Linked DNA regions of Homo sapiens: region 2 is linked to region 1. Evidence: chromatin loops called from intact Hi-C (ENCODE). Cell type or tissue: Caco-2. All regions are shown on one strand. Links, peaks and the distances in the headings refer to the core of each region. The heading gives the core; the rest is flanking DNA.

What was found. Hi-C counts contacts between places; a loop is a spot of excess contacts. Peaks named below come from ENCODE experiments on the same cell type or tissue, not always from the same donor. Only the 100,000 strongest peaks of a DNase experiment are listed, where the experiment ranks them.
Region 2: it touches region 1 in a loop (5-fold over the local background); 2 of 110 quality-filtered maps call a loop at or near these places.

The regions. Positions count from the first base shown.
Region 1 is chr11:71,240,114-71,255,364 of GRCh38, reverse strand. It overlaps SHANK2 (SH3 and multiple ankyrin repeat domains 2), which reads left to right and starts at 2,788. Exons shown (of 26, transcript NM_012309.5): 1 at 2,788-2,940. RefSeq lists enhancers at 8,323-9,066, 9,067-9,810, 9,811-10,554, 10,555-11,299. In Caco-2, for the core only: a CTCF peak has its summit at 3,376; DNase peaks (open chromatin) are centred at 1,814, 2,074, 2,474, 2,804 and 6 weaker places; H3K4me3 peaks cover 3,466 bases.
Region 2 is chr11:71,079,063-71,095,495 of GRCh38, reverse strand. SHANK2 (SH3 and multiple ankyrin repeat domains 2) reads left to right here. Exons shown (of 26, transcript NM_012309.5): 7 at 808-959; 8 at 2,907-3,074. Among named protein-coding and RNA genes, the nearest start is that of SHANK2, 170 kb to the left of the region's middle. In Caco-2, for the core only: a CTCF peak has its summit at 8,517 (motif pointing left); a DNase peak (open chromatin) is centred at 8,515.

The DNA.
Region 1 (15,251 bases), core at 1-8,000:
CTCCAACTATTAATACATTAAGCCCCAAACCCAGGAGCTTCTCTGGGAGAAAGGGACTGCTGCTGAAGGCAGTGAGCATCTGGGTTAATCTAAGCCACAAAATATTTATAATGTTTTCCCCAGGACCAAAAAGGTGGCTATATCTCACATCCCTGATGGTATGGTGTCCCAGTTTCCAGTTCTCTATAAAACAGTTACTCTTCCCAGAAAGTCCTAGCGTGCTCAGGACCACACAGCGTGTACTCCACAGATGTGGCTGATGGTTTCATGGTTCAGGTTGGACAAGAAAAAAAGACAAGATGACCAGATGGAAAAGCTTACTCCTTTCTGCAAAACCTGGTGAATCCTGGAAGGCAGCTTCCAGAAACAAAACCGGAGGGTTCTGAAACCAGGAAGCCAGGAGGGTCATGTCTTCTTTTCCTAAACTGAACCTAAAACAAGGCACTTGGTGGTGTGTGTGGCTATGGGCCCCCCAGAAATTAGAATGCCAAAAGAGGTCCTACTTCAAATGAGCGGCGGGGGGTAGGTGTTCCCCTCAACCTGAGATGCCCGCTCAGAGCGTTAAGATGTGAATAAAGGCACTGTGGCAGCATTATCTGACCCTGAACCTTTTCATAAGAGCCTTTTTTTTTGGCTGTCAATACTTTTAGTTGACACATAATTGTACGTATTTATGGGTCCAGTGTGAGATGTTGATACACGTATGCAATGTGTAATGATCAAATTAGGGAAATTAGTGTATCCATCACCTGTAACCTTGATTTTCTTTGTTTTGGGATCATAAGAGATTTTTACAGACTTGAAGGATGTTGCTTCATCGGAGCACAAGGCTGAACTGGATATCTCTAAACAGACACAAAGAAACTGGGGCGTAAGCAGGATGCTGTCCTTAAAATGCCGAATGTCGGGGCTCTCACACAGCGCTCTTGTTGGCTAACAGATCAGAAAGACTGGAGGGGGATGGCCCAAGGGGTGTCCACTTGGGTGGAAGGCTGGCAGAGGCCTGCGTCCCTAGGGAAGTATTTCTTGGAGATAGCATAATGGCATCGGTCTTAAACCTTGCATGGAGATAGCCGAAAAATGTTCACAATTGAACTGTGACCAGCTGCCTGGTCTATCTGCAGCAGTGGTTCTAGAAACCTAGGAAGGGGTGTTCCAGGGGTGGGAATCTGGTGAGAGGAGGGAAATATCCTGAGGATAGGTCTTTGAGCTGGGTTTGCAGGGTAAATACACCACTTTATTCAGATGACTTGCCTTCTTTGGTGGGGAGGGTACTGATGGACTGTTATGGAAAGGTAGAGCCCCCACCCCCACTCCCTGCAACCCAGGTCTTGCATCTGCCACCGGCCAACCCAAAGAACATCCGATTGTCCTGCTCACACCTCTCCCAGGCACCCCAGCTTCCATGCCAAACAAAGGATGCCTGCAGGATCCTGTCAGGGCGTCCTTCTTCCTGTTTTGGGGATTATTATTTTTTGATTGATTGACTCCTTTATTCATTCAACAAATATTTTATCAAGTGTATGCTTAAGGAAGCAGCGACGAGAAAGACATTTACATAAGGCAGCTGCCCTCAAGGAGTTACAATATTTATTCCATGTGTGTCCTGAAATATTCAGGCCCCAAACACAACTTTTTTTTTTTTAACCTAAGTGCTTTTAAAGACTTCTTTGAAATGTGGGACAATTATGCAAGCTGAAAAAAAAAAGTATCTAGAGCAAATATTTAACTTTGCCTTTGGTATGTTGAAGTCACCAGCCCATGCAAACCTCTCAGGCATGTCCTGTAAGATAGACTGACTTACACACACACACACACACACACTCACTCTATGTAGGGGGCACAGTTAGGGGTTTGCATAATGCCGGGCTCCAGGGTTCTGGAGACAGTTCTACTCCACAGCTTGGACTCTGATCCCCACCCACACCTTCCAGAATACTGGAAAACTCAGAACACAGAGACCTCAAGAGCTTACTCAGAAACACGCAGCTCGTACTGGGGGAGACTCCCAGTGAATGATTAAGGCCTTGAGAAAATCTATCAGCCGATGGCTCACACGGCGGCCACAGCTCCAAGCTCAGGACCCGCCCCTTTGGGCTTCCGCAAACCTAGCAATCCGGAGTCCTGGATAATAACAGGATTCCTGGAGTCTCCGGAGGGTGCCTTTGGCCTCTGGGATTCACCCGAGCCGTTGGCTTTTGCTCCCCCCACCCCACCCCCTGGCTTTTCTTGGCTTGGAGGGCAGCTGGCGGAGATACCGTTGTGCACCCCTGGGCGGAAGGCGCCCCAGAACTGGTGGCCTGGGCAGCAGACGCCGGCGTATCACCCGGGTACAAAGTTTTCGTTTGCTCTGCAAACGTTTTGATGTGCAGGCAGCCTCTATTTCCAAATCCTATTATTATAAATACTCTGTGGCGGGAGCCAGCTGCGTTCGGGATAACCGTGCAGACCGAACCGGACTTTACAAAAATCAGGGACTTTCTCGTCCGCCGGCTTTGGCCAGGGAGGGGGAGGTCCGTGAGCCACGCAGCCCGGGGCGGGGCAGAGGCGGCCAGGGCGCCCCGCGGTCTCCCGGGGTTGCCACAACAGACCCCACGCGCACGCCCGAGCCGCAGCCGCGGGCGGGAGCGGGGTCGGGGCGGGGGACTGAGGTCCGCGGCGTGGGCGGGGGTGGGGGTCCAGGTCGGGTCGCCCGCGGGTCCTGGGCCGCACGCGTCCTTTCGGCGGCGAGAGGGCCCCTCCCCCACCCTCGCCGGAGCCAGCTCCCGCGCCGGGCGGGGCCGGGTCCTTCCCCACCCCCTGCACCTGAGCCGCGGCGGCGGCTCCTGAGCTCCGGCGGGGCTGGGCGCGGCGCCGCTCGGGTTCCCGCGGCCGATCCAGGTGTGCGCGGACGCTGGCGCTCCCGGGGGGCTCGGACCCGCCCCCGACTCGCCGAGCCAGGTGAGGCGGCGGCCGGGGACGCAGGGCGCGGGCCGGGGAGGACGGGAGGTGGCCCTTGGGCACCCGATCCTGCTCACTGACGGCATTTTGGGGGCATCTCGATTCCGGGAGCACCAACTACCGGGTAAGCGCAGTCCTGGACCCAGAGAGGCTGGAGAGGTGGGCGCTGGGGGGAGTGAGCCGCGTGTCCAGGTGGGGGTCGATTTTCCGTAGAGAGCCCTTCCCCCTGCATGCCTTTCTTCCCGGGCAGGGGCCGGTGTCGAAAGCTTTGGAAGCGGCGTGGGGGCAGAGCGCAGGAAGGAGCCCCCGCTTTATCTCCTGCGCGCATGGACCACGTAGTCTCTGGCGCGTCCTGCCCCTTCCTCTGGAACAGCGCGTGTGGCGCGACCTCCCCCGCTCTCCCGGGGTCTCCTTGCCCCGGGTCACCGCCCGCCAGCCCTAGGACCCGGGCCAGCGAGCCCAGCGGAGGAGCCGGCGCGGGGCCGCCAGGTGGCGCGCGGGGGCGGAGACCCGAACCGTGGCCGCCAGGTCCCCCGAGACCCCGCTGCGGTCACCCTGGCCCTGCACGCAGAGCTCCCATCCAGGCGCGCGCGGCGGCAGCAGCAGCTGTCGCGGAGAGGCCGGGGCCGGCGCGCCTGGTGCGGGCCCGGGGGTGGCGGGTCGGGCGCCCAGGTCCCGGGGGTCGCGCTGAGCCACAGCCGGGTGCCCGACCCCGGCCCGCCGTGCTCACCAGCTGGGATAGGGAGACCCGGCGGGCGCAGCCCGGCCGCCACCGTCCGTGAATTATGCAGGAAGCTGGCACCGGCGCGCTCGAGTTGATCAAGTTTCCCTGGCAACTTTCGCCCGGGCATCCCTCCTCCCCGGCGGCCGGGCAGCTCCGCCCGCCCAGCCCGCGGCCCAGGCGCCTCCACCGGGTGGCCCCGGCCCCGGGCGCCAGGCGCGGGGACCGCTCCCAGAGACGCCGACAGCGCACTCGTCACTTGGGCTGGAGCCGCCGGACTGAGCCAGCAGGTGCGACCACCGCAGCGGGCCTCGCCGCCCGGGTTCGGGGGGATGCGGGGGCTGGGGTGGACCTCGCCGCCAGGGTTCTGGGGCTTGGCGTGGGGGTGCAGCGCGGCGCCCTCCAGGCGGGTCTGCGTGCGGACACCCTGCTCGAGGTGGGTGGGCGCGTGGGCGAGGCTTGCCTTTCCGTGGGGCTGGAGCACCCAGAGGGAGAAAGGGTGGTGCAGGTGACCGTGGGTTTTCGCAGCCGATCTTTTAAAGGGGCTCGGGGCGCCTGGAACTGAGAAGGCGCTCGAGCCAGGCAGGTGAGGGGTGGGTGGTGGGGGGGTCAGGCGAAAGTACGTAAGGCTCTCGGGGGCTGGCAGCTGCTGGCAGGGGCCTGGGCGTCCTCAGAGGCCATCCGAAAATAAAGTGGTTTTCGGGTGGAAATTCGAGGTTGTAAATTGGATAGTTGAGTGACCTCTTTTTCGTTTGAAACTCAAGTTCGAACGTTAATGAGGCCAATCAGCTAATTAAGCTTCCAGATCCAGAGAGGTAATTTCGGAAGTCCCCCGGTGGGGGAGGGCGATTTGATCTCTATCTGGGATGTGGGCCTCGGTTTTGCCGACCCAGCCACAAGGGAAGTTCTGCGCCCCTGGAAAAGGACCTGGCAGATTCAGCCTTAACCCCGGTGCCCTGCGGTCCGCATCACATAGTTAGTGACGCCCTTCTGTGCACTAGGAACCGAGCCTGGTGCCCCAGAGGGTTCAGCAGGTCCAGAACAGCCCCGGGCCGATTGCTTTTGGAGTTTTCCAACTACTTGTGGGTTGGAAACAAGGTTGAGGGTCCTAATAGGGTTGAGCCTGTGGGGGTGGAGTGAGGAGAGCGAGCTCGGCCCCCATCTGGGTTCAGTGTTAATTCTGAGGGAAAGCCGTCGTGTCTGCTCTAAGAGGGGGATTGGTAGGTGGGAGCTGTGGGTTTCTATGCCGGATGTCACTGTCCTCTGAGGGGGCTTGAGGGAGACTCTTGTCCTGATAGGAATCTGGGTGTCCCAGTAGTGCCTGAATGATTCAGCTCCTGGGAAGCACTGTCTATATAAGGCCTCTGATTCCATTATTACACCCAGGAATTCCTTGTTTTCCTGGAAGGAAGAATTGGGTGGAAAGCTTGGTGCTTCTTTGGGTCCCTTTGGAAGGAGGTTGGAATTCAAGTATCAAAGGTAACTCTTTACAAGTAGGTGATTTCACCTATAAAGATGATCCCAGAGGGCTCGGTTGACAGCACTTGGCTGCTTTTAACAAATTAGATTCCCCCCCACCCCCGGGGAGGGGGGCGGTCTGTTGGGGGGATCTTTCTGTGTACTGTCTCCAAGTACAGTCTGCTATAGAAAACCGTATTCCTATTTGGGTGAGTTTCAAGATTTTCATTCATTCATTTCTTCATTCAGGTGCTTAGGGTTGTATGCAGGGCCATGCTGGCTTCTAGGGGTCTTGGTCTAGGCCTGGGCTTGGGGAGCCAGGTGATATCAGATGTGAGTGCTGCCCAGAGGAAGGTAAAGGGATTCTGAGACCGCATTGCATTTTATATTTCATTAGTGACGAGGAAAAGGATGGGAGAGAAAAACGGGCCGGGAATTAACCAGTATACAGAAACACACTCCTAAAAATGGCTCTTTATAGGAAGGCAGTGCTTTAGCATACTTGCCTTACTTCCAAATACGTAACAGAGTTGCAGACGAGAGAGTTCTGGGATCCCCGTCAGTCCCGATGAGGACTTTTCTAAAGTGGGGCTCAGCTTGGGAGTTGCTGCAGGGCCTGAGGTTGTGCCTCCTACTCTGAAAGAGTTCTGGGCCTGGACACCTGAGGTCTTACCTGCCTGCAATTCCAGCCTCCTGCTTTGTAAACTCAAGCCGGAGCTTTCACCTGGGGCTGTTGTACCTGGAGTCTGAGGGCCCCTCCTTGGGGCAGCAGGGAGGGTGTGGCTGAGAAAAACCAGTGGAAATGGACGCGCACAGCCTCTTCAGGAGCCTCCACTTCTCCTGTAACTGGGACTGTGAGCCCCAGGGAGGGACCCTTGAGAATCTTCTTGCCTCCACATGACCTCCAGCAAAGTTCTTGACCCTGTCCGTTTCTATAGACTGGGGAATTTGTGGAAGAAAGGGAAGGAGAGGGGAGAAGGGAGGATCGCTCCAGACAAAGGCGGGTCTTTTCCATCTCTGGAGTCCCCCACCCCTTGCCATTCACCTGGGCACCGGGAGAATGAATCACTTGTTGAGAGGCTGTAAGCATATTGAGTGCAGGGCTTGGAGCCTGCAGCCCCCCAGGGCTAAGTGACCTTTGTGACTTGGCCACTGCACCTAACCTCCCACCCAAAATGAGAGGCCTGTCATTCTCTCATGGTCAGAGGATATCTAGGGTGTATTTGTTTCTTTCCGCGTGAATAATCATCTGAGGGCCTGCTGCCACATCCAAGCCTGGACTGGCCACAAGGGCTGCCTCCGGGAGCTTCTAGGATAATGGGGAGGAAGAGGCGTGACTGGACAGTCCAGTTAGTCCGTGTTGTGACAGGGCTTGTGATGGAGGTGAGCATCGAGTGCTGCAGGGCATAGAAAGGGTCCCCAACCCAGCGTGGGGTGGGGTGGGGGGATACAAACCCTTGGAAGAGGTCTGGGTTGTTTGATTGCATCCTCCTGGGACTGAACATGGGCCTTTGGCAGAATGACCCAGTCCTTGTTCCCAGGGTGGGGACAGAGCCACCCGCTAGTCACAATAATAACGTCAGGAGCTGCAGCGCAGGTAGTGAGACTCTCACCGAGCATTTTCCTTTTGATTGGCATTAGTGCCACACTCTTGCTATTTATTCCCTCAGTAAATCTCAGAAGTCCAATGAGCCAGCTCCGATTCATTACGATTCCCATTTCACAGATCAGAAGCTTGAAGCTCAGAGGAGTGAAGCCGCTTGCCTTAGCCCACACAGCTAGTGGGTAGGGGAGCCCTTGACCCCACACCGCCCGGTGGTTAAATGCACGCTGCCCAGCTGGAGAAAGCCGCCAGGCAGCGGTTAGAAAATTAGTCTTCTGGTTCCCGTGCTGTGAAATCGCGCTGCGGTCAGCAGGTGAAAACCAGTTTCTCATCATACTTCTTGATGTGCCCCACGTTTTCCATTGTTGAAGGCAGATTCAAGGACTGGTTTGATGCCGCTGATGGACGGCTGTCTCCTTGGCCATGGCGCCAGTACTGATGCTGGGCTTTGGGGTACAGTCGCCTCTGATGCAAGCCTTCCCTGCATTCTAGGGTTTCTGTTCTTTGCAGGGCGGGGGACAATGGGCCCATGCCCACTACCCAGAGCCTGCCCTGGGTTTAGGGACCATAGCCTGGGTCTCTCTGGATGCACATATGCCGGGGATGGGCCTTCAGGGAGGGACTGGCTGAAACGCAGCTCGCTCCCTGGGAGATTAAGTTCTTAAAAGCCTGTGGGGCTGCCAGGAGTTTGCTGGCAGCAGCAGGGACATGCTGGGCTCCCCGATTGGCTGCCAGATGTCATTGCCAAACCCGGCACTGCACCAGAGCACGACTGGGGACAGTGTTTTAAAATTGTCCTTGCTGGGTATGGTAGCGACTCTGGGGTTAGCTCAGTGAGGGGCGTGTGAATGGAATTAGGCCACAAACTCCCAATCTGAGGCTGCAGATTCCAAATGGTGGAATGCAGAAGGGCTCCTGGCTCCCCGTCCCAGAAATTCTGCTGCAGCAGAAAGGCAGCACGGGAGCTCCCCCAGAGGGAGAGGAAGATCAGCTGGAGCAGCCCTGAGTTGCTGGACTTAGAAAGGCCTCACCAGAGACCCCCCAGGAGGCGTGCATTAGAGGTCATAAGCACTGCAGCTCTGCCATGGCCCTGCTGGGCTGGGGCCTGCCTCTTCCATTTTTTTTTTTTTGTCTGTCCCTGAAAGTGTTGTTTTTTTTAAAAAAAACAGCTTGTTCTCTCATACATTTTCTGCAACAATTTTTTATGAAAAATTCAAATATCCAGCAAAGCTGAAACAATTGCCAGTAAACTCCTTTCAGATTGTGCCATTCATCATTTACCAAGCTTCTCACACATTTTAAAGTCAACGTCTAAAATTTTTCTTTATAGGTTTAAATATTTGTAAAGGCTACGGTACCTCTGTGAGGTAAATATCGATATTTTAAAAGGAACTGTTGCCTGACTCTTTACCCACTGTGATATAAACCCATCGTGACTCACAGCCACTTTTTCTTGACGGATACGTAAGTGAGCTTTAGGACATTTTCATCGTTCTTTTCTTGAATTTATACAGCCACTTCCCCAAAGAATTTTATCCTAATGTAATAGACTTTTATGCTCATGGGTCTTTTATTAATCAACCTAGCATACTTCTCTGCACGAAAAATATACATAAATTGACTTTCATAAAATTTCCCATGACCTGGAGTTGCTAAGTATTTAAAAAAATTACTTCTGAATTGAAAAAGCTGTACAGTCATTGCTGGGGCGCAGTTGGTCAAAAACTATAAATATATTACAGATTTTTAGAAATGGAAAAGGGGAGCTGTTACTGGAGCTGCCTCTCTGAGTGAGAAGGCAGTGGGTGTTTTTGGTGTTTTAATTGAAGCCCTAGTTGCATTAGCCCTTTTGTTTTGGTATCAGGAGGGCCCTTCACCTGGAGCTGCACCACCCCCTCACCAGCTTCCGGGGGATAGCTATGCCTTTCTTATGTAAAAGAGCCTCAGGGATGTTAGGGAGGGGAGGTGGGCAGGGGATCCAAGGCCTTTCTCCACTGAGCAATTTCAGGAAAGACTTGGCTACCCTTTAGACTGAGCTGGGTCTACGTGGAAAGGGTCCTTGCACCTCAGTTTGAAGCCCCCTGCAAGGGAGATCTTAGTTCACAAGATTACACCTGTACTCAAGGTCCTGCAGGTGATTCTTACCTGGGGACAGTGATGATACTTACGTGAAGGCAGTGACATGTGATGCCAGGTGTGTGCTCTGCATACTGCCAGGCTTTGCTGCCTCCCTGCAGACTTGGGGGTGTCCTGCCCCACGTCTTCCTCACTCCGGCTCATCAGTCCCCTCCTCTTCTCAAGGAGAATCCAGAGTCAGCACCTAGAGTCCTCGGTGGGGGTGGGGAATGGCCAAGAGTCTGGACAGCTGGCAGTCTGCTCCCTGGTCCACTGGGGTGGGTCCTGGGAGGCTTAGGGCCCAAGGAATGGGGTGCAGGGCATCCTGGGTTTCCAGACCTGGAGCTGACACAGACTTCCGGGCTCCTGGGAGGTGGGAAATGAGCTTCCAAGCCTGTCTTTCCTGAAAATCCTGCCCTGGATTCCTTCCCTGGGGAGAATGCAGGCTTCCTGGGGAGTGGAGGGGGATGCTTCTGTGGCCTCATTTGTACCCCTGAGAGCATAGGGCTCAGCCGTTCCTGTCCATGTTTTTCCTGCCACCCCGCACAAATGTCCCTGGGATTTGAAGAATCTGCTCCACTCCCCTCTTCCCGTACAGGGGCCTGCAAACTAGAGGCATTTGCCCCTGGGCCAGCCGGGCTCCTGTCTGACCCCTCCTCACGAGGTGGACAGGTCCCCCAGGAAAGGGACCACGCCTTGCTCCTGTCTGCATTTCAAGGTCCTACAGTGGCCCCAAGCATGGACCAGGGGACTTTGGCAGGGGAAGATACTGACCCGATGGCGTCGCTACTGCCCCTCGTCTTGGTTCTGGACTTTCCCTCCCTCGAGGGTCATTCAGCTCCAGTGGCTGAACTTGCCGAAGGTCGTGTGGCCCAGCTGGGATCCACACCTGGCGGCTGCCCACTCCACCGTGCAGAAGAAGGCACCGGTCGCTTCCCCGGCCTCCAGATTGCCTCCTGGGTGGCACACCAGTTTATTTTTCTGTTCACTTTCAGGTAAAGCAGATGAGGTAGCACAGTGGTTGTCAGACTTCTAGCTTAAGGAATCTTTTTTGCTCTCTTAGCATTTTGAAGGACCCAGAAGCTTTTTATGTATGAGCACGAATCTATTGTTATTTACGCTATTAGAATTTACAAATATCTAATTATTAATGCATTTAAAAATAGTAATAAACTCATGACATGTTGGTATAAATAATGTGTTTTTATGGATAACAACTATTTTCAAAATAAGAAAAACACTTGGTGAGGCCGGTCGAGGTGGCTCAGGCCTGTAATCCCAGCACTTTGGGAGGCTGAGGCAGGAGGATTGCTTGAGGCCAGGAATTTGAGACCAGCCTAGGCAATATAATGAGACCCCATCTCTACAAAAAATAAAAAATTAGCCAGGTGTAGTGGCACGCACCTGTGGTCCCAGCTACTCAGGAAGCTGAGGTGGGAGGATTACCTGAGCCTGAGAGGTCGATGTTGCAGTGAGCCGTGATCACGCCACTGTACTCTAGCCTGGGTGACAGAGTGAGGAAAAAAAATAGTGCAGTGGCTCACACCTGTAACCCCAGCACTTTGGGAGGCCGAGACGGGTGGATCACTTGAGGTCAGGAGTTCGAGACCAGCCTGGCCAAAATGGTGAAACCCCATCTCCACTAAAAATACAAAAATTAGCCAGGCACAGTGGGGCACACTTGTAGTCCCAGCTACTCAGAAGGCTAAGGCACAAGAGATCACTTGAACCCGGCAGGCGGAGGTTGCAGTGAGCCAAGATTGCCCCACTGCACTCTAGCCTGGGCAACAGAGTGACAGTCCATCTCAACAACAACAAAAAAACACTTGGTGAGAAGAGTGGCATTGTTTAACATTTTTGTGGTCTTTTTGCTGTGAGGTTTAATGGAAGACAGCTGGGTTCCCGTATCTGCTCCTGCAGTCAGCTTGTTGCAATATCACAAGTTTTGTAGCTTCCGTTGTGCACTTGGGAGAGGATGAGCTTGAAAAAGCAGCTCCCATCTCAGTGTTATGATGAGAATGGTTTGACTTCATAGATCTCTCGAATAGGCTGGTTCCCGGGGCTGCACGCTGAGAGCCTCTGGGAGGAGCGTGTGATCCGCCTTGTCAGTGCATGGGTCCCGTTTGAAAGCTGGCTGTGCCATGTGGTCCAAAGGGTGCTTTGAATGATGCATGTACCTTTTCTTGTCGTTCAGGATATGTCTGTGGAGTTTAGTCAGGGGCTTCAGACAGCCACCAGCTGGTTCCGACCCCAGGGGCAGGCCCTCTGATTGTGGGGTCTAGGATGGTGGGAGCATGCAGAGGCACCTTCCAGGCTGTGGGGTCAAGGAGGCTGGCAGAGCCTAAGGCAGTTTAGGAGACTCTGAGAGAGCAGCCTGGCCAATTTATAGAGTGAGGCAGGCTTGCAAGTGTAGACAGGAGAGTGGAGAGGACTTTGTAGGTGTCTGGCTGCCCAAGGAAGCCTATAGTTTTCTTTTGAAGTCTGGTTTTGGTATCAGAGTAATACTGGCCTCATAAGATGACTTGGGAAGCATTGTCTTCCATTTTTTTCTGAAAAGTTTATGCAAAATTGGCCTTCATTCTTCTTTAAATGTTTGGTAGAATTCACCAATAAAGCCATCTGGGCCTAGGCTTTTCTTTGTGAAAACTTTTAAAATTATTGATTGGATCTCTGCTTGTCATAGGTCTTTTTAGATTTTCTGTTTCTTCTTGAGTCAAGTTTGTTAGTTTGTGTCCCACCAGAAATGTGTCCACTTCATGTGAGTTTCTCTAATGTGGTTGCTATGTAGTTGTTTGTAGCACCGTCTCATTATTATTATTGTTATTATTTTTTTGAGACAGAGTCTTGCTCTGTTGCCTAGGCTGGAGTGCAGTGGCGTGATCTCAGCTCACTGCAAGCTCCGCCTCCCGGGCTTACACCATTCTCTTGACTCAGCCTCCCGAGTAGCTGGCACTACAGGCGCCCACCACCAGGCCCAACTAATTTTTTTGTATTTTTAGTAGAGACGGGGTTTCACCGTGCTAGCCAGGATGGTCTTGATCTCCTGACCTCGTGATCCGCCCGCCTCAGCCTCCCAAAGTTCTGGGATTACAGGCATCAGCCACCACGCCCGGCCTGACTCCTTTTAATTCTGTAAGTTGGTAATAATGTCCCTTCTTTCATTCCTGAGTTTGGTAATTTGAGTCTTCCCTTCTTTTCTTGATCATTTCAGCTCAGGTTTGTAAATTTCGTTGATCTTTTCAAATAACCAACTTGTAGTTTCATTGATTTTCTTTATTGCTTTTCTAGCTTAGATTTCATTAACTTCAGCCCTAACCTTTATTATTTCCTTCCTTCTGCTAGCTCAGTTTCAGTTTCCCGTTCTTTTTCTGACTCTCACAAGGTGGAAGGTTTTGGTTATTGATTTGAGATTTTTCTTCTTTTTAACATAGACATTTACAGATCTGAATTTCCTTTAAGTACTGCTTTAGTTGTATTCCATAAGTTTTGATGTGTTTTGTCTTCTTTTTCACTCGTTTCAAAGTGTTTTCCAATTTCCCCGTGGTTTATTCTCTGACCCATTGGCTATTTAGATGTCTGTTTAATTTCCACATATTTGTGCATTTGTAAAATAAATTTCGAATTTCATTCTATTGTGGTTGGAGAACATTATTTGTATAATTTCAGTCCTGCTGATGTTTAATGAGGCTGTTTTATAGCCGGGCATGAGGCCTCTCCTGGAGAATGTTCCACGTGCCCTTGAGAAGAATGAGTATTCTGCCGTCTTTTGTGGCATGTGCTGCAGGTGTCTGCTAGGCTGCTCTAGACTCTGGGATACAACAGTGAACCAGACAGACAAATATTTCTGCCCTTGTAGGGTCGACATCCTCGCCAGGGGAGCAAACAATAATTAAAGGAGATCATAAATAAGCAGTGATGTAGTGTGGGAGGAAAGGAGAGCTTGCTGGTGGGGGCTGGGAGCCAGGGGGGCTGCTGTTTTAGCAGGATGGTCGGGGTGAGCTGCATTGAGGTAGCGGTCCTTGAGCAAACACTTAAAGGAGGTAAAGGAAGCGGTGTGTGATACAGGAAGAGTTCAGTGGAAATTGAGAGCACTTTTTTTCCCAATGCACATTTTATAAATTGTGCAAAATACCTATAACATAAAAAGTTACCCTTTTCACCATTTTTAGGTGTGTAGTTCTGAGGCATTAAGGATGCTCATCGTGCTCTGCAGCCATCGTCACCATGTATCTGTAGAACTCTTCAGCTTGCAGAACTGAAACTACGTCCCCACTAAACACTAGCAAACCAGCCCCCTTCTCCCAGCCCCTGGCGACCACCAGTCTGTTTTCTGTCTCTTTGACTTCTGTAGGGACCTCATCCAAGTGGAATCATGCAGTGTTTGTCTTTTTGAGTCTGGCTTAATTCACTCAGCATAATGTTCTCAAGCCTCATCCATGTTGTAGCGTGTGTCAGAATTTCCTTCCTTTTTGTGGCTGAGTAATATTCCATTGTGTGGATGGGCCACATTTTGTTTATACATTCATCCATCCTTGAGGACCTGGGTGGCTTCACCCTCTGGCTGTTGTGAATAATGCTACTGCGAACATGGTTGTGCAAGTATCTTGAGTCCTTGCTTTTAGAAAACACCTTCAAAAGCAGCGTCCAGCCCCAGGCCCGTCTGGTCTTGAGATACTAAAGCTGAGATCTTTTACCCACTCGCTCCAGCCTAGGCTGCTTTCTCACAGAAGGAGGCCCCACCTTTCTTCATGGGTCTCAGGAGAAAGTAGGGGTGACCCTGAGTGTGGGAGAAATTGTGGGACATGACTCCTTCCCATGTCTGGTGTCTTCCAGTGAGGCAAGGTGCTGCTCCCTGGGAACCTGGTGGGGGTGTCTCATCTTTGTGGGTTCAGCCCCAGCCTAGAGCTGGATCCCAAGAAAAACAGGGACCAGAGACAGTAGCAGGGGGGAGAGTGTCTCCTGCAAAATGTAGCTGATTAACTGATTAGATGCTTTCCGGTTGCCTCATGATCTTAAACGCAGGCTGATTGTGCAATGGGTCATTTGCTGATCTCATATGCAGTTGCTGGCGAAGGTACGTGTTTGTTTGTCCCATGGGGCCTTGGGTCGCCTGTGTGGGGCAGGGGAAGCGGGGCTTCCGGGCACTTCCCGCTCGCTGGAAGCTTTGCCTTGATGTTTCCTTAATAGTCACTTAAAAAAATCCACCCTGAGTTGATCATGTAGCTCAGTTTATACATTCTATGGAATGGTTAACCGCATTTTATTCTTTCTCTTCCTGTTGACATTTGGGTTGTTTTCAGGATCTTGTTCTTTCAGACTGTGCTGCAGGGAACATTCTTCTATGCAGGGCTGGCGGGGCTTCCCCGGGTACCTCCTTAGAGGAGAAGTTGCCTAGCCCGGGGCTTTCACCGTGCACAGAGCTAGCTTTCACCAGTGTTCTCAAATTGCTTTCCCAGGGGTTGTACCAAGTTACAATCCCACCCACATGGTGTGAGAACTCCCTGGGCCCCTCCTCCTCAGCAAGACTTGGTATTTCCTGATATTTACCAGTCTAATGCGTGGGAAATGGTGTCTCCTTTTAACTTGCATTTTCTCTGATTCATAGAAAGCTGCTCCCAGTTCCGGTTCATCGACCACTCAGCTTTCCATTTTCTGAATGGACCTCCGTGGCTCAAGCAATCCTCTCACCTCAGCCTCCCAAGGAGTTGGGACCACAGACACACAGACTACAGGTGCACACCACCACACCTGGCTAATTGTTTTTTTAGAGGGGTCTCCCTGTGTTGCCCAGGCTGGCCTCAAACTCCTGAGCTCAAGCGATCCTCCCACCTCAGCCTCCCAAAGTGTTGGTATTTACAGGCATGAGCCCCCATGCCCAGCCCATTTTATTTTTTTGATGTGTCTCCTAGGAAATTTAAAATTACATTTGTGACTCCAATTATATTGCTATGGGGCAGCCTGGATTTGTAACCTTCATTCTCTAGGGGCTGGGGTCTGCCCCTTCTTGCTTGGCCCCCTGGCCTGCAGTGTCCCCGCCTCCACCGCCACCTTCTCACCCTTGAAGGGAGCCCCCTTCCTGCTGATGTGCTTCCTTTGAGTTAGCAGCAAAGACTCTGTTTGGAGGAACAGGAGAGGGGCTAGGGAGAGAAGATGGACTAGGACAGCTTGTCACGGCTTGTCACTCAGAGAGACCCGAGTGTGGGCAGGACCCCAGAGCTCATTGAGAATTAATCAGGGTTCTGCACTGCTGGCTCTGGAAAGTCCAGGTCCAAACCTCTTGGAGAACAATGGACCTCGGGAGAAGATACACCGTGTCTGGGTCCCGCAGCGGGTTTTCAGCAGGTTTTATGCTGGATCCGAGAATCCCTATCCTGACAAGCCTCCAAGTACCCCGTGGCAGGCTCTTTGTAGACC
Region 2 (16,433 bases), core at 4,114-12,113, 160 kb after region 1:
TTCTGGAACGTTAAGAGCCTCTCAAATGAGGAACTCTCAAAAGAGGACCTCAAAGTAGTTCCTCTTGTTTAGCAGTGGCCATGGTGGGCATATTAGAAAGATGAAGAGTGGACGGAAAGATTTGTTGTAATAGACACTGACGTCCTTAGCCACGCTCATCTGCAGACTGGTCCAGGGTCATCTGCACGGGACCCTTGTCCCTACAAAGGCAGACGGCATCCTTCTGTCTGCTGGGCCTCTGCCCTGCCTCCTGGGTCATCCTGCGCCGCGTTAATGAAGGAAGGTTTCCACTTACCCAGATTGGGAGCTCCAGGGGGCACGGACTTCATGTCTCATTTGTGTTTGTGTCCCTGCAGCCCATGGCTGGCATCTCCCAAGATGCCCATAAATGTGACATTGAATGAGGAAAGGTGGGTGTCTGCCTTTCCCATCTCTAATGAGGGCTTTAGTCCGTCACTCCTTCTGTACGGGAAGCACCCAGATGGTACCACAGGATTCTGTGTACTCAGAGGGAAGGGCAGCAAGGGAGCCTCTTGGACTGTGGCCCACACAGCAGTCCTGTTGAATCCCTGCCTCTGCCACCGCTGTGTTGTACGCGTGGCCCTGCGTGTCACTGCATCGCACGGGGGTGCCTGAGCCACGCTGCCCGCCTGGACTCTTGGGGTTCCCAGGTGGTGGGAGCTGTAAACACCCTGGAGGTGGAGGAGGGGAGTCAGTTCTTTCAGCTTAGTTTTGGGCATCTGAATATGGCTTTGTGAGCAGTGTGACAAATGTTGGTTCTAAAGTGTGTGTGTTTGGGTTCCTCAGAGACCCCCCTGACCTTAGCCGCTCAGCTGGACGACTCTGTGGAGGTCATCAAAGCTCTCAAAAATGGTGGAGCTCACCTGGACTTCCGTGCCAAAGATGGGATGACCGCCCTACACAAAGCTGCCCGAGCGAGGAACCAAGTTGCCCTGAAGGTAAACTCGGGCCCATCTTACTTGGGTGCCACCCCGTGCTCTGATTCCGTGCGGCTGCCCCATCCCATCCCCGCAGTGCCCATCCTAGGGGGTCCGTGCACAGTGTTCCGGCCCACCCTAGGAGTCCGTGCACAGTGTTCCGGCTGGAGCTTGGAAGTGAAGCCAGGTTTCAGATTTTCCTGTTCTCTCTCCTGGTTGTCGATGCTTTCAGAATTAATGGTTCCCAAGAAGTCATCTTTCACCTTCTATTCAGTCAAGGGACTTGTCTTTTCAACCCGTAAGGCCAGTGGTGAACCCCAACCCCATCCACAGGAAGACTCACTCATGATCATGAGAGCAGCGCTGAGTGGGTGGTGTTAAGCCATTCCTGAGAATCCGCCCCCATGACCCATCACCTCCCTCCAGGCCCCACCCCCAGCACTGGGGGTTACAATTCGAATTGAGATTTGGGAGGGGACACAGAGCCACATGGTAGATCCCCCCAGCACCCTGTGGCGGGTCCGTGGGAGCCTGCCCTGTTGTGGGTTCCGCGCCTCACCTTCCCCTGCTGCTGTCTTACTGCTCCGTGCCCCTGCCTCACACTGCAGCCACGGCGCCTCTGGACAGGGTGGTGCACGCCCAGGCATCCTCCACCAGAGCCCACACCAGCAGGGATGGGACGTGCCGCTGCAGGTTGACCCCCAAGACGGGGGCCTCGCTGTCCCTAAAGTCTCAGGACTTTCACTTCATTTCAGCTGCACCCCTTCTGTTGGTGTGTGAGTCTGTTCCTGCGTTGCAATAAAGAAATGTGAGATCGGAGTAATTTATAAGAAGAGGTTTCATTGGCTCATGATTCTGCAGGCTGTACAGGAAGCAGAGCAGTTTCTGCTTCCAGGGAGGCCTCAGGAAGTTTCCAATCATGGTGGAAGGTGAAGCGGGAGCAGGCAGTTCCTGTGACCGGAGTGGGAGGAAGACAGAGAGGGAGGAGATGCCACACTTTTAAACAGTAGATCTCATGAGCACTCACTCACTATCACGAAAGCAGCACTGAGTGGGTGGTGTTAAGCCATTCCTGAGAATCCGCCCCCATGACCCATCACCTCCCATCAGGCCCCACCTCCAGCACTGGGGGTTACAATTTGAATTGAGATTTGAGTGGGGACGCAGAGCCACACCGTACCCGTTGGCTTCCTCGGAAATCAGGAGCATTCTTGAAGACGCGATGCTTGCTAGGTTCGCCACCCTCAGCGTGCGGAATGAGGTGGTTTTCCACTGGGCATGTAGGTTAAACCATGCACCTTTTCTCTCTTCCGCAAATGTTGCAGTCACTGTATTGCTGCCCATGCCACACCACTGGCACAAAATGTTGACCAGGCCGAGGAAGGGTCTGAGTGCTGCAGGTCTCCTCGTCTCCCAAATGTCAGCCTGCCCTGCATTTCTGGGCACTGTTTGCTATTTCAGAACTAGAAATGTAGTTGTCTAAAGTTATACCTGCCCCCCCCCCCCTTTATTTTTGAGACTGAGCTTTGCTCTTGTTGCCCAGGCTGGAGTGCAATGGTGCAATCTTGGATCACTGCAACCTCCACCTCCCAGGTTCAAGCAATTCTCCTGTCTCAGCCTCCCAAGTAGCTGGGATTACAGACACCTGCCACCACGCTGGCTATTTTTTTTGTATTTTTCATAGAGACAGGGTTTTGCCATGTTGGCCAGGCTGGTCTTGAACTCCTGACCCCGGGTGATCCACCTGCCTCAGCCTCCCAAAATGCTGGGATCATAGGCGTCAGCCACCACACCCGGCCAGGTTATACCCTTCTTAATTCTGGGGAGCCCAGGAGAAGCACTGGGTACTCAGGGTGTGGGTTGCCTTGACCTGGGGGAGGGTGGTCCTGGTGCTGCTTTCTGGATCACCTCACTCTGCAAAAGGGGTCATGAGACCAATAACGACGGCTTTCAATTTTTTTTTCCTAGACCCTTTTAGAGCTTGGTGCATCCCCAGATTATAAAGACAGTTACGGCCTCACCCCGCTGTATCACACAGCCATCGTCGGAGGTGATCCCTACTGCTGCGAGCTTCTCCTGCACGAACACGCCACTGTGTGCTGCAAAGATGAGAACGGCTGGCACGAGATCCACCAGGTACGTGGGCCCGCTTCTCCACTCTGTTGTACCCACGAACTGACTTCCCCTTCTCCTCCGATCCCGCAGATAAGCAGGGTGGCCCAAAGGTTAGATCCTGCCTTCAGGTATTTTGTTTGGCCTGCCCAGAGTTCCTGAAAATATGTGAATTAAAAATGATTTTAAAATGTGAACGTCAGTATTTGAAAACAGACACATTTGCATAGAAATAGACATTTCTGACTTCTCTGGAGAAACTGGAAGATGAGGCAAGGCTGCTGAGTTTCTGCACAGCAGGAGTGCCCTGCAGTTATGGGGTGGACGCCCCCTTCCCAGGAGCCCTGCCCTCTCCAAGTTCCCACCGTCCTGACAGGGCAGGATACCAGAAAGCACCGGTGTTTTCTGAGCACAGGTGAGCCCCAGGAAGTCCTGATTTGCACGCACGAGGGGCGTGTTTTTCAGGCCCAACCTTGCAACAGTTGGGTTAGGAGGTAGGTCAGCCTGGTCTTGGCAAGAAACAGATTTCACCGGCTGTCTCCAGTGAAAAGTCTTTACCTGATCAGGTAGAGGTGTGGACGGGGTTAAAGGCTGAGGACCCCATAGAAGAGCAGTCTTGGGGAGCCATCAGCACCTGTGAGCTGATGGGCAGGGAGAGGAGATGATGCTCCCGGGAGCAGGAGAGCCAGGGCTGAGGAGGGGGCCCGCAGGCCCATGTCAGGGAGGACTCAGGGAAGGAATATCTGCCTCTCTTCTCTTGGCTGAGCCCTGCCAGAGTTGGAGGACAGTGAGGGAGTGCTGTGGTGCAGGCTGCAGGCCAGGGTCTCCAGGCAGAGGGGTGAGGTGGGTCTGGGAGAGCTGATAGCACCTGTCTACCTAGGAGGTCAAGAGGAGGCTCTGGAACAGCAAGGGGAGGTCAAGGACAGAGGGCCCTGACTGGTTTCTTGCTTGGTTCTCTACACAGTGACTGCCATGGTTTCTCTGGCTACCTTGTGTTCTCCTCTGCCATTACCACCTTACACACCTGTAAGGGAGGTTATGCACTCTGCCCACTGTGGTCAGACTGGGCAGTGGGGGTGCCAGCAGGCCCCGCCCTCCCTGGGCTTTCTTGTGCTAGGTCAGTTCTGGTTCATCGTCGGCCCTGCAGCCTGGAGAAGCCCCTGTTCCTCCCGAGGGATGAGTAGGGGTCTGTGGGGCTGTTCATGGCAGCCCCCGGCCCACACCCAAGCTGGAGCCCGCAGGCAGGGAAGCAGTAATGACTGGTCTTTGGAAGTCCTCTTCCATGCACCCGCCATGAGATTTCTTGTCATTATTGTGCTTTTCTTTATGAAAAAGGAAAATAATTTTCCCCTGTGATCATTAATTTTATGTGTCAACTTGGCTAGGCTCTAGCTCCTAGATATTTGATCAAACAATATTCTAGTTGTTGCTGAGAAGGTGTTTTTTAAGATGGGATTAACATTTAAATCAGTGGACTTTGAGTTAAGCCGATGACCCTCCATGATGTGGGTGGGCCCCATCCAATGAGTTGAAGGCCTTAAGAGGAAAAAGACTGAGATCCCAAGAAAGAAGGAATTCTGCCAGAAAAAGACTCCAGATTCCCGCTGAACACTGCCCTGGGTCTCCAGCCTGCCCTGCAGATTTCAGACTTACAGCCTCCGTGATTGCATGAGCCAACTCTTTAAAATATTTCTATCTTTAATTTTATGTGTCTAAGCTCTAAACTTTTAAAAATTCTCTGCGTGCATATACATATATAACATATAAATGTATCTATGTACACAGACACACACACACACACACACACACACACACACACAGAGGTTGTGTTTCTCTGGAGAACCCTGGCTGATACACCCTGAATGTAGAAGCAGCAGGACACACACACACACACACACACACACAGAGGTTGTGTTTCTCTGGAGAGCCCTGGCTGATACACCCTGAATGTAGAAGCAGCAGGACACACACACACACACACACACACACACACACACACACACGTAGTGTTTCTCTGGAGAACCCTGGCTGATACACCCTGAATGTAGAAGCAGCAGGGGACACACACACACACACACACACACACACACACACAGAGGTTGTGTTTCTCTGGAGAGCCCTGGCTGATACACCCTGAATGTAGAAGCAGCAGGACACACACACACACACACACACACACACAGAGGTTGTGTTTCTCTGGAGAACCCTGGCTGATACACCCTGAATGTAGAAGCAGCAGGACACATACACACACACACACACACACACACACAGGTTGTGTTTCTCTGGAGAACCCTGGCTGATACACCCTGAATGTAGAAGCAGCAGGATACACACACACACACACACACACACACGTTCTGTGTCTCTGTAGAACCCTGACTGATATATCCTGAATGTGGAAGCAGCAGGTGAATTCTTGCACAGCACTCGGAGGTTTTTGGGTTGGGGGAGCTGCTTCCCCTCCTCAGTCTCCTGCCCTGCCCTCGCTTTGTCCCTGGTGGAAACTCGCCAGTGTTTCTGTCCTTGTTCCCTCCTCCTTCCTCCCCTTGACCTCTTCCCCCTTTGTCAACCAACGGTTCCAGCCCCAGATGGCCCTGCCATCCCTCGGCTGTGTGTCAGTGTCAGGCCTGGCCCTTCTGAGCCTCTCCACAGCATCTGGCCCTGGCCACGCTCATTCCCTGGCCCCCTCCTCATTTGTGTCTGAGCTGTTTCAGGGGGTCCCCAAGAGGTCTCCTGGCCTGACCACGCTCGCCTCTTCACGCCTGACCCACTTCCAGCCATTCCGGGTGCACCACAGACCCTACCCACTGCTAATGGGTGCTCATCAGCCACAAACGTCGTCTACTGGGTGTGAGCCCCAGCCATGTGTCTCGGTGTCCTGAATACACAGCCTGCAGCAGTGAACAGAAATGCCTGATGCAAGCCCCTGGTGTTCCCGTGGGGGGAAACCAGACATGAGATAGAAAGACGAACATAAATTACACACACACACACACTCGCACGCACGCATGTACATACAGGTCCACATGTGCGTGGACATGCTTCTGAGCAGGCCTGACAGTGTTCTGTATTTCTGGGCACTGGTGCTCATGCAGTGGCCATGCAGACGCTCACGCCCTGAGACATGGCCCCGTTCCTCTGCCCGTCTCCTCTCCTTGCTGCGCTTGGCTGTCAGCTCTGTGCTGGTGTTTTTGAGGCCAAGCCCGTCTGCATGGCGTGAGCTTCGGCTCCTGTTGAGGATGTGGAAGAGGCAGCTCCCGAAGGAGAATCTCAGCTGTGTTGGGAGCTGTCCCAAGCTTCCAAGGTGACCTGCTTGGAAAAGGGCAGTTCTTGGGACTGCCAAAGCGCTAATGAGCTTGGTTTTTAAAACTCACTAGGCTGATTTGAGGTCAAGGTCAAGTTCAGGACGAGGGGCGGCCCCTGGTGGGGTGGTGCAGTCACCCACAAGGTCAAGTTCAGGATGAGGGGAGGCCCCTGGTGGGGTGGTGCAGTCACCCACAAGGTCAAGTTCAGGACGAGGGGAGGCCTCTGGTGGGGTGGTGCAGTCACCCACAAGGTCAAGTTCAGGACGAGGGGAGGCCTCTGGTGGGGTGGTGCAGTCACCCACAAGGTCAAGTTCAGGACGAGGGGCAGCCCCTGGTGGGGTGGTGCAGTCACCCACAAGGTCAAGTTCAGGATGAGGGGCGGCCCCTGGTGGGGTGGTGCAGTCACCCACAAGGTCAAGTTCAGGATGAGGGGAGGCCCCTGGTGGGGTGGTGCAGTCACCCACGAGACATTTCTACCAGCAAACATGGCTGGGCGAGGGGCGGGAGTCATGGAACCCTGAACACCCACATCTTTCTCGAGTCTCACAGGGTCTCCACCGAACAGCTGCCGGCCCCCAGGGGACAAGGCTGAGTTGTGAGTCTCTAAGAGACATGGACGTTGGGGACGTCCCTCCCGCCTGGCCAAATGGATAATGAGTCTTGTTCTCAGTCAACTCAAAGTCGGTGATTCACGTGAACAGAACTGTCATTTGATGTCGCTGGATGACACCATAGAAACCACTCAATGTTGTTTGTGTGTTCAGGTGTGATGAGTTCTCCAGAAAAACAGAACCAATAGGGTGTGCACATGCATGCATGTGTGTGTGTGTACAGATACAGAATTTTTTAAAATAGTATTTTGAAGAATTGGCTCATGCAGTGGTGGAGCTGCAAGTCCAAAATCTGCAGGGCAGGCTGGAGACCCAGGAAGAGTTGATGCCGCTGCGGGGATCCTGTTTGTCTCTGGCAGAATCTCTTCCTCCTCAGGGGACCTCAGTCTTTTTTCTCTTGAGGCCTCCAACTGATTGGATGGGGCCCACCCACATTATGGAGAATCATCAATTTAGTCTACTGGTTTTGAGAGCAGTCACTGACTTCATGAAGACAGGAGCGCCCAAGGAAGAGGAAGGTTTAAATTCAGGTTTCCTTTAGTGAATGAGTCCTCCAGGCACAGGACAGAGGCGTCTCTTTGTAAAAATAGTCAAATGCAGCCAGGTGCGGTGGCTCACGCCTGTAATCCCAGCACTTTGGGAGGCTGAGGCAGGTGGATCACCTGAGGCCAGCAGTTCGAGACCAGCCTGGCCAACATGGTGAAACCCTGTCTTACTAAAAATACAAAAATTAGCCAAGTGTGGAGGTACCACGCCTGTAATTCCAGCTACTTGAGCGGCTGAGGCGTGCAAATCGCTTGAACCCAGCAGGCAGAGGTTATAGTGAGCCGATATTGCGCCACTGCACTTCAGCCTGGACAATAAGAGCAAAACTACAACAACAACAACAACAACAACAAAACCAGCTAAATGCGTATGGGACCCGAAGCTCGCTTGTTCTCTGTGAGAATGCCTGCTTGAATTTGTGTTTTCCAGACATGTCTTCCCTTTAGACATCACAGTGCTCTGGTTGCATTGCTGTTTTCCTGTTGAGCTCTGAAGGTGTGATGCAGGCTAAAACCTCCTTAAACGTGGAGTAGTTCACAGAGTCCTGAATCCAGCCGCCAGCCCTTTTGCCAGAATAGCCCCTGTGTCTCAACTTTGGGGATTCCTGGAGCTCCGTCCTTTCCCCTCCCACACCCCTCCTTTTTCCTTTTTCCTGCCCTCTCTCCCAACCAGGCAAATGTCTCCGGGCCCATCTCTCCAGCTGGCCCTGGGATGGAGGTAACGGTGGAGGCTGGCAGGAGCCCTGACCATCAGTCACTCACTGCAGCTCTCAGCTGTGACTCCTGGCCTGCAAAGGGCCAGGTTCTGTCCCTGAGGCCCTGCGCTTTGCATTCAGAGCCTGGCTGTCCCAGAGCCACCCGGCCACCTTGGTCCCGGGGCCTGAGCCTGTGCAGCTGCACTGGTACCTTGGAGGCTTGAGCTCTGGGGCAGTGCACCTGCTCCCACCTCAGCTTAGAAAATGTGGAGCAGGGTTTGGAAAGCCAGCCAGGTGCGTTCACTGCCCTCTGGTGGTCTGCTGCCTGTTCATGAAAGGCCCGGAAAGCCATTTTCTCCCCTGCTAAAGATTCTCAGTGATAATGTGAAGCAACTTTGCCTTCGCGAGCCTCCTCTCATTCATCTGCAGGGCCCTTGTGCCTATCAGATGATAAGGGACGGAGCAGATAAGGGATGGGTGCGGGTGCCCTGCACGGGCCTGCAGGAGCAGCGGACAGTGCCGCCTGCCTCCCAGATCATCCTCATAAGTGCTCACATTTACCCTGCCAAGTGGCCCGGTAAATGCCACAGTGCGGGTCTCAAGTCCATCTCTAGCAGGATCTCATCCTTCTCAGGGGACCTCAGTCTTAAGGCCTTCAACTGATTGGATGGGGCCCACTCAATATTATGGAGAATCATCTGCTTAACTCCAAGTCTAATGATATATATATTATTATATATAATATATTTATATATATTTATATTATATATTATATATAATAAATTATGTATTACATAATTATATAACAAATTATATATTACATAATTATATATAATATAATATATAAATTATAAATATATAATATGTATTATATATTATAAATAATATATCATATATCATATATTATAAATGTATATCATATATAATATAACATATACTATATCTTATATAACATATATAATATAACATATACTATATCTTATATAACATCTTATATAACATATATAATATAACATATATAATATATAACATATATAACATAATATATTATATAATTTAATATATTATATAACATAATATATTATATAATTTAATATATTATATAACATAATATATTATATAATTTAATATATTATATAACATAATATATTATATAATTTAATATATTATATAACATAATATATTATATAATTTAATATATTATATAACATAATATATTATATAATATATTATATAACATATTATATAATATATATAACATATAATATGTTATATATAATAATATATAACATAATATAATATATAACATAATATATATAATATATAACATAATATATATAACATATTAATATATAACAATTTATTATGTTATATTAATATATAATTAATATATATATTAAGGTTATATAAATATATAATATATTAAAATAACAATATATATTATTGTTGTATAATATTATTATATAATATAACATAATATATTATGTTGTATCATATATTATATAATATAAATATAATATATATTATATAACATAATATATTATATAATATATTATATTTTATATAATATAATATATATAACATATAATATGTTATATATTATATTATATATATAACATATATAATATAATATATAACATAATATATTATATATATTATAATATATAATATAATATATATTTAATATATATATTATATAATATATTATATAATATATATTTTATATAATATAATATGTTATATATTTTATATAATATAATATATAGCATATATAATATAACATATATATTATATATTATATAACATATATATTATATATATATATATATTTAAGATGGAGTCTTGCTCTGTTGCCCAGGCTGGGGTGAAGTGGGGCAATCTTGGCTGATTGCAACCTCCGCCTCCTGAGTTCAAGCAATTCTCTTGCCTCAGCCTCCCAAGTACCTGGGATTAGAGGCGTGTGCCACCACGCCCAGCTAATTTTGTATTTTTAGTAGAGACAGGGTTTCAACATGTTGGCTAGGCTTGTCTCGAACTCCTGACCTCAAGTGATCTGCCCTCCTCAACCTCCCAAAGTGCTGGGATTACAGGAGTGAGCCACCATGCCTAGCCTAAAGTCTACTGATTTTGAGAGCTGTCACTGATATCATTAAAACAGGAGTGCTCCTGGAAGAGGAACATTTAATTTCAGATTTCCTTTAATGAACAAACCCTTCCAGGCACATGACAGAGGCTTGTCTTTGTAAAAATGGTCAAATGTGTATAGGACCCGTAGCAAACCCAGGCACATGACAGAGGCTTGTCTTTGTAAAAATGGTCAAATGTGTATAGGACCCGTAGCAATTTGGGGGCATTCATTGTCCTGAGCTGCTTTAATTGCACTATGATTCTATATCCTCAGAGCTGGTTACTTCTCATTGCTGTTTCCCATATGAGTTCACAGGCCCAGAGAGGGCAGGTAACTTGCCCAAGGCCACGGAGCAAGCAGTTGGCTGAGCTGGATTCACTCCTGGCCTGTCTCTTACCAGAAGCCTGGTTCTCTATGCTGCCTGTAGGGTTCTCACATCCAAACCACTCACAGCACATTTGTGGCAGAAGAAATTACAGGGGCAGGTGGGTTTTCCTGGACCTCACTGGGCTGTGCCTGGCTCTGCCCTCTCGGGAGAAGCACCTCCGAGCTCTCAGGCTGATGGGCTTTGCATTTAAAGTCTGTGTCTCTGTTCTAGCACCTGGAGAATGGACAGCCCTGTCCCAGGGTTCTGGGCGTTCATCGTGTGGGAGAGCCTGCGCGGCCACAGCCAGGCCTGCTCACAGATGCTGCAGGTGTACTCCAGGGTTCCCCAGGCCGCTGCTTTCCCATCATTGTCTCAGGCCAGGTGCACATGGCCTAAGGACACATTTCAGATCCACCCTCCACTTCACACAGTGGGGATATGCCCCATCCCCACAGGCTGATGTTAGAAGAGCCCCATTTGAGCTCAGGCTGTCTGCAAATTATCTTAAAAGTTGTTATTCGGGCCGGGTGCGGTGGCTTATGCCTGTAATCGCAGCACTTTGGGAGACCAAGGCGGGCAGATCACGAGGTCAGGAGATCGAGACCATCCTGGCTAACACGGTGAAACCCCATCTCTACTAAAAATACAAAAAAAATTAGCAGCAAGTGATGGCTGGTGCCTGTAGACCCAGCTACTCGGGAGGCTGAGGCAGGAGAATGGCATGAACCCAGGAGGCAGAGCTTGCAGCGAGCTGAGACTGCGCCACTGCACTCCAGCCTGGGAGACAGAGCAAGACTCTGTCTCCCCCCCCCAAAAAAAAGTTGTTATTCAAATTACCCTGTTTTGTTTTGTTTTTGATTACCAAAAAATTACCCATGCATCATGGAAATCTTGGAAAATACAAAGAAGTATAAAGAAGCAAGTTAAGAAACACCCCAATGCATTCCCACAACCCAAGGACATCAGGGGTCAGATTTGGGGGTATTCATTCTGTATTTTTAATTGCTAAAGACTTTTACATCCACCGTGCAACTTCACAGCACGCTGGCCCTGGCCACAGGGGGTGTGGTCCTGGAGAGGATGCCGCTTGGTGAGGGATCCAGACCCTGCGTTTCCATGTGCTGAACCCCGGTACCTTCCTTGGGGCAAAGCCTGGCTCTCTCCCTCCCTCTCTGAGTTTGACTCAGTATCTTCGGGATGAGGGACTCTCCTCATGCTGTCTGTTGGCCATATTCTGGCCTGGGTGTTATGCAGCCTGGGGTTGCAAACCCACCTCATCGCTCGCTGGCTCACCTGAGCAAGTGCCCCACCCTCTCTGAGCTTGTGTGCTAATCTCTCAGGTTGGCTGAGTAACAGTTTGTAGAGCTCTGGAGACAGCTATGACAGAATTTACGTGAGGCATTTTCTGCAGTGCCCGGCATAGACCAGGTGCTTAATAAATGTCCCTATCATTATTGTCATCATCTGTCCCCCCATCATCATCCTCATTGTCATCATTGTCATCATCATGTGGCCACGTCTGACGTCATCATTAGAAGTAAATAATACATTAGGCTGGGCACAGGGGCTCACACTATAGTCCCAGCAGTTTGGGAGGCTGAGGCAGGCAGATCACTTGAGCCTAGAAGTTCAAAACCAGCCCAGCCAACATGGCAAAACTTGTCTCTACCAAAAATACAAAAATTAGGGCATGGTGGCACATTCCTGTAATCCCAGCTACTTTGGAGGCTGAGGTGGGAGGACCCCCTGAGCCTGGAGGTGGAGGCTGCAGTGAGCCAAGATTATGCCACTGTACTCCAGCCTGGGCAACCAGAGTGAGAACCTGTTTCAGAAGGGTTGGGGGGGGGGCGGGCGTTAAGAAACAATCCGTTGTATTCAGAGAGTGCCTACCACACCTGCTCCCAGCCCCTCGTTTGATTTTGCTCCCATTGTGCAATGGGTGTGACATCAGTCTGAATGTTGTTACTGGCTGCTATTTGTTATTTATCGCATTTAAATGAAGAGTGTCCGCCTTAAAGAAATAGTTTCGGGCCACAGTGACTTCTCCTCTCCTCCTGCTCCAGGCTGCCCCCTGCCCATCCCTGGCCGGATGCCCTCAGCTCTTGAGCCTCTCTGGGCCCCACGGCGAGGGGACAGGCCCCTGATCCTCCCAGGCCTGTGGGAGGTTCTTTGCTGGAGCCCCACGTTATGTCGTTCTGGGTCCAAGCTTTCTGGTTACCTTCCTGCCAGGGTGGGACTGTGTACAGCCCAGCGTGAGCTGCCTGGTAGAGATGGGAGTCAATGCTTGACTGGAAAGTTAGCATTTAGAATGGGATGGAGCCACATGGGTTGTGGTCTTCCTTCAGATTGAGGTTTTTCTAGTGTACTGTGGTACCCACCGTGTCCAGGTGCTGAGGCGATCACTGTCCATCTAGGTATCGAGGTGATTGCTGTGTCCAGGCCCCAAGATGACCATTGCCTAGGCACTGAGATGACCACTGTTCAGGCACCGCAGTGACCGCGGTGTCCAAGCCTGGGCTTGGTCACGGTAAGCACAATGCCAGGTAGCACAGGAAGGGCCAGCGTGAACAGCAGCCAGGTGGAGAGCCCAGGAGCTCCACAGTGCCAGCCAGGAGTGGCTCATTCTGGCCAGGGGACGTGGGAGCAGTGTTGGAACCAGGCTGTGGTGCTGGCAGGTGACCCTCAGATCTGGGCAGCTGGCATGCATTGGCTCCGGGGGGACATTGTGAACAGGGTTCTGGCCCTTTGTGCTGGCATGTGCTTGGCAGCCTTGGAACTGGGACCGAGCCTCACTGTGGGACGTGGGTGCTGGCAGGTACTGCACCTTTCCAGATGAGCACCTCCAGGGTGTGAGAGTGTGGGGTCCCTGCCAGGTGGCAGGACCAGAGCACGGGAGCCCTTCCCCGTGTCACTCTGGACCTGGGGCTCAGGGTCTGCCCCTGGGCACGAGCGGCCGAGCCTCTGTGGCCCCCGTGTCTGGAGCCGCAACAGTGAGCTGTGCTTTCAGGGGATCAGCTCTGAATTGACCTGGGAGGTCAGTTCCATATTCTGAGCCCCTCTGGCCTGGCAAGGTTCTGTTTGGAGAAGGAAGAGAGGCATCCTCTCTCTCTGAGCCTCCAGAGGGAATGAGGACCCTTGAGTACCTGCCTTCCCAGTCAGCCCTGACTCTTCAGGGACATGCGGGGAACAGGAGAGGGGATGGGTGAAGACCCCGAGACCAGCACCCCACCCTCTGCACTTTGGCAGGTCCTCTATCCTGCCCTCCTGACATAGGTGACATCTTTAAGAGACCTCATCTTTCCAAAAATCATGTTATGAGAGTGATGGGCTCCATGGGGAAGGTGGGCAAGGGCCGCAGCTTTATGTGGGAATGCCAGTCATCTCTCCTTTTGGAATTATAGCATGATGTCTTTTGTCTGTGATCATTTCAGGCTGAACAGCACACATTAGTAGACCCAAAGTGATTGTGTTTGCTGCATAGGGCTGCCACTGCAAAGTTCCTCAAACAATAGACATTCATTATCTCACAGTTCTGGAGGCTGGAGTCCCAAACGAAGGCGTCGCAGGGCTGGTTCCTCCTGAGTCCTCTCTCCTTGGCTTGCAGACACCGCCTTTTCTCTGCATCTTCACAGGGTCGTCCCTCTGTGTGTCTGTGTCCCCAGCTCCTCTTCTTATAAGGATACCAGCCAGGCCAGATGGGATTAGGGGCCCCCTAATGGCCTCATTTTAACTTAATCACCTCTCGAAAGACCCTCTTCACATACAGCCCCATGCGGAGGTACTGGGGGTGGGGACTCCAACGCATGAATGCTGCAGGGATGCAATTCAGCCCGCAACACCAACAAAACTGAACTAGCCACTTTCTGGTTTGCATCACAGCCCGTCCGCTGCCCGTGTTCCTGCATTCATTCAGGTGCATTGGCCTCCTTGACTACTGGGCCAGCAGGAAGACCACAGCCAGCCTTTGAAAACCGTGGTATGCGGGGCCACGGAGCAGCTGGTGGCTCAGGCCATGCGAGGGGGATTTGCTTGTGTTTGGACGAGACGTTGTTTCTCTACTGACGGGCAGCCCACTTCCTGACCCAGTGAGAGCCGAAATGATGTGACTCTTTGTTGTGTGGGCTGTGGTGTCTCTACCTCATGTCACAAGGCATATGTTTTGGGAGAAATGCCTAAGTGTGGTTGGGAACAATTTTGTTTGGGGCACAGAGCCAAGCAGAAGTGATAGGGGGTTCGTCTCAGCCGACCTGTGCTGCTCCCCTGCAGTGCAGTGACCTCCCCGCTGCTCTGGTTGCTGTGCTGGGCATTGCACAACCCCAGGTGGCGCCGTTCCTCTTGCCATAGTTTTAGGTCCTGTAGATGTATCACCAGTGTCCAGCAGGTGGCGTTAAATGGCTTGAAGGAAGGAGCACCCTTTTTTCTAATTCACACCAAGTCTTGTGGTTGCACAGGGCGGGTGGGACGCTAGGCATCGCTGGGGCAAACAGTCTCGAGGGGAGCCATCTCCAGGTGCCCCTGCCCAGGCCTCAGCAGGAGATTCAGAGGCAGCAGACATGGGTGGAGCCTCCCACACATGCATTTTCCAAAAAGCACCTCAGGAGAGTGGGTACGGGGTGCAGGTGTCAAGGGCAGTGTTTTGCCTTTCATCCCATTACTCTCCACCCTCCTATCACCCTCTCAGCTGTCTCAACAGCCAGAGACCAGACACCCTTTTCAAAATAAGAAAAGGAGGTTAGTGTTGCTTCTCTTGTGGGAGGATGAATTCCTTCTTTTAACACTTTGGTAGCTTTCAGTATCTTTGTGTCAAGCGAGTTCGTTCTTTCTTTCCTTCTTTCCCTCCTTCCCCACTTCCCTCTCCTCTCCTTCCCTCCCCTTCCTTCCCCTCCCCTCCCCTTCCTTCCCCTCCCCTCCCCTCCCTTCCCCTCCCCTCCCTTCCCCTCCCCTTCCTTCCCCTCCCTTTCCCTTTCCCTTTCTCTTTTTCTTTCTCTCTCTCTCTTCTCTCTCTTTCTTACTCTCTCTTTCTTTCTCTCTTTTCTCGGAGTCTCACTCTGTCTCCCAGGCTGGAGTGCAGTGGCGTGATCTTGGCTCACTGCAAGCTCCGCCTCCCGGGTTCACGCCATTCTCCCGCCTCAGCCTCCCAAGTAGCTGGGACTACAGGCACCCGCCACCACACCCGGCTAATTTTTTGTATTTTTAGTAGAGACGGGGTTTCACTGTGTTAGCCAGGATGGTCTCGATCTCCTGACCTCGTGATCCGCCCGCCTCGGCCTCCCAAAGTGCTGGGATTACAGGCATGAGCCACCACACCTGGCCTATTAACTTTCTTTTTAAAATTGTAAATTACTGTTTCCATTTCCAGCTTATAGAATAGTTGCAAGAATAGTACAAGGAACTCCCATATGCCCTCCACGCGGAGAGCACATTTGAGTGGTGACGGTGTCCCAGTAACATCCCTGATAGAAGAGGATCCAGCCTGGGACCTGCCTGGAGCCTTTCCATCTGGGAGACTCCCTCGGGCTTCCCTTAATTCCTATGGCTGTGACTGTTTTGAAGATTTTGGGGCGGTCATTTTGTTGGGTTTGCTCAGTGTTTGCTCGTGATGGGATCCAGCATATGCATTTGGCAGGAATGCCTTAGAAAGGATGCTGTGCTGTCAGCATCACACCTTCACGGGGATACATGGGGACCATTCGCCTGGTACTCATTGTGGAGGTCACACCGACCACCTA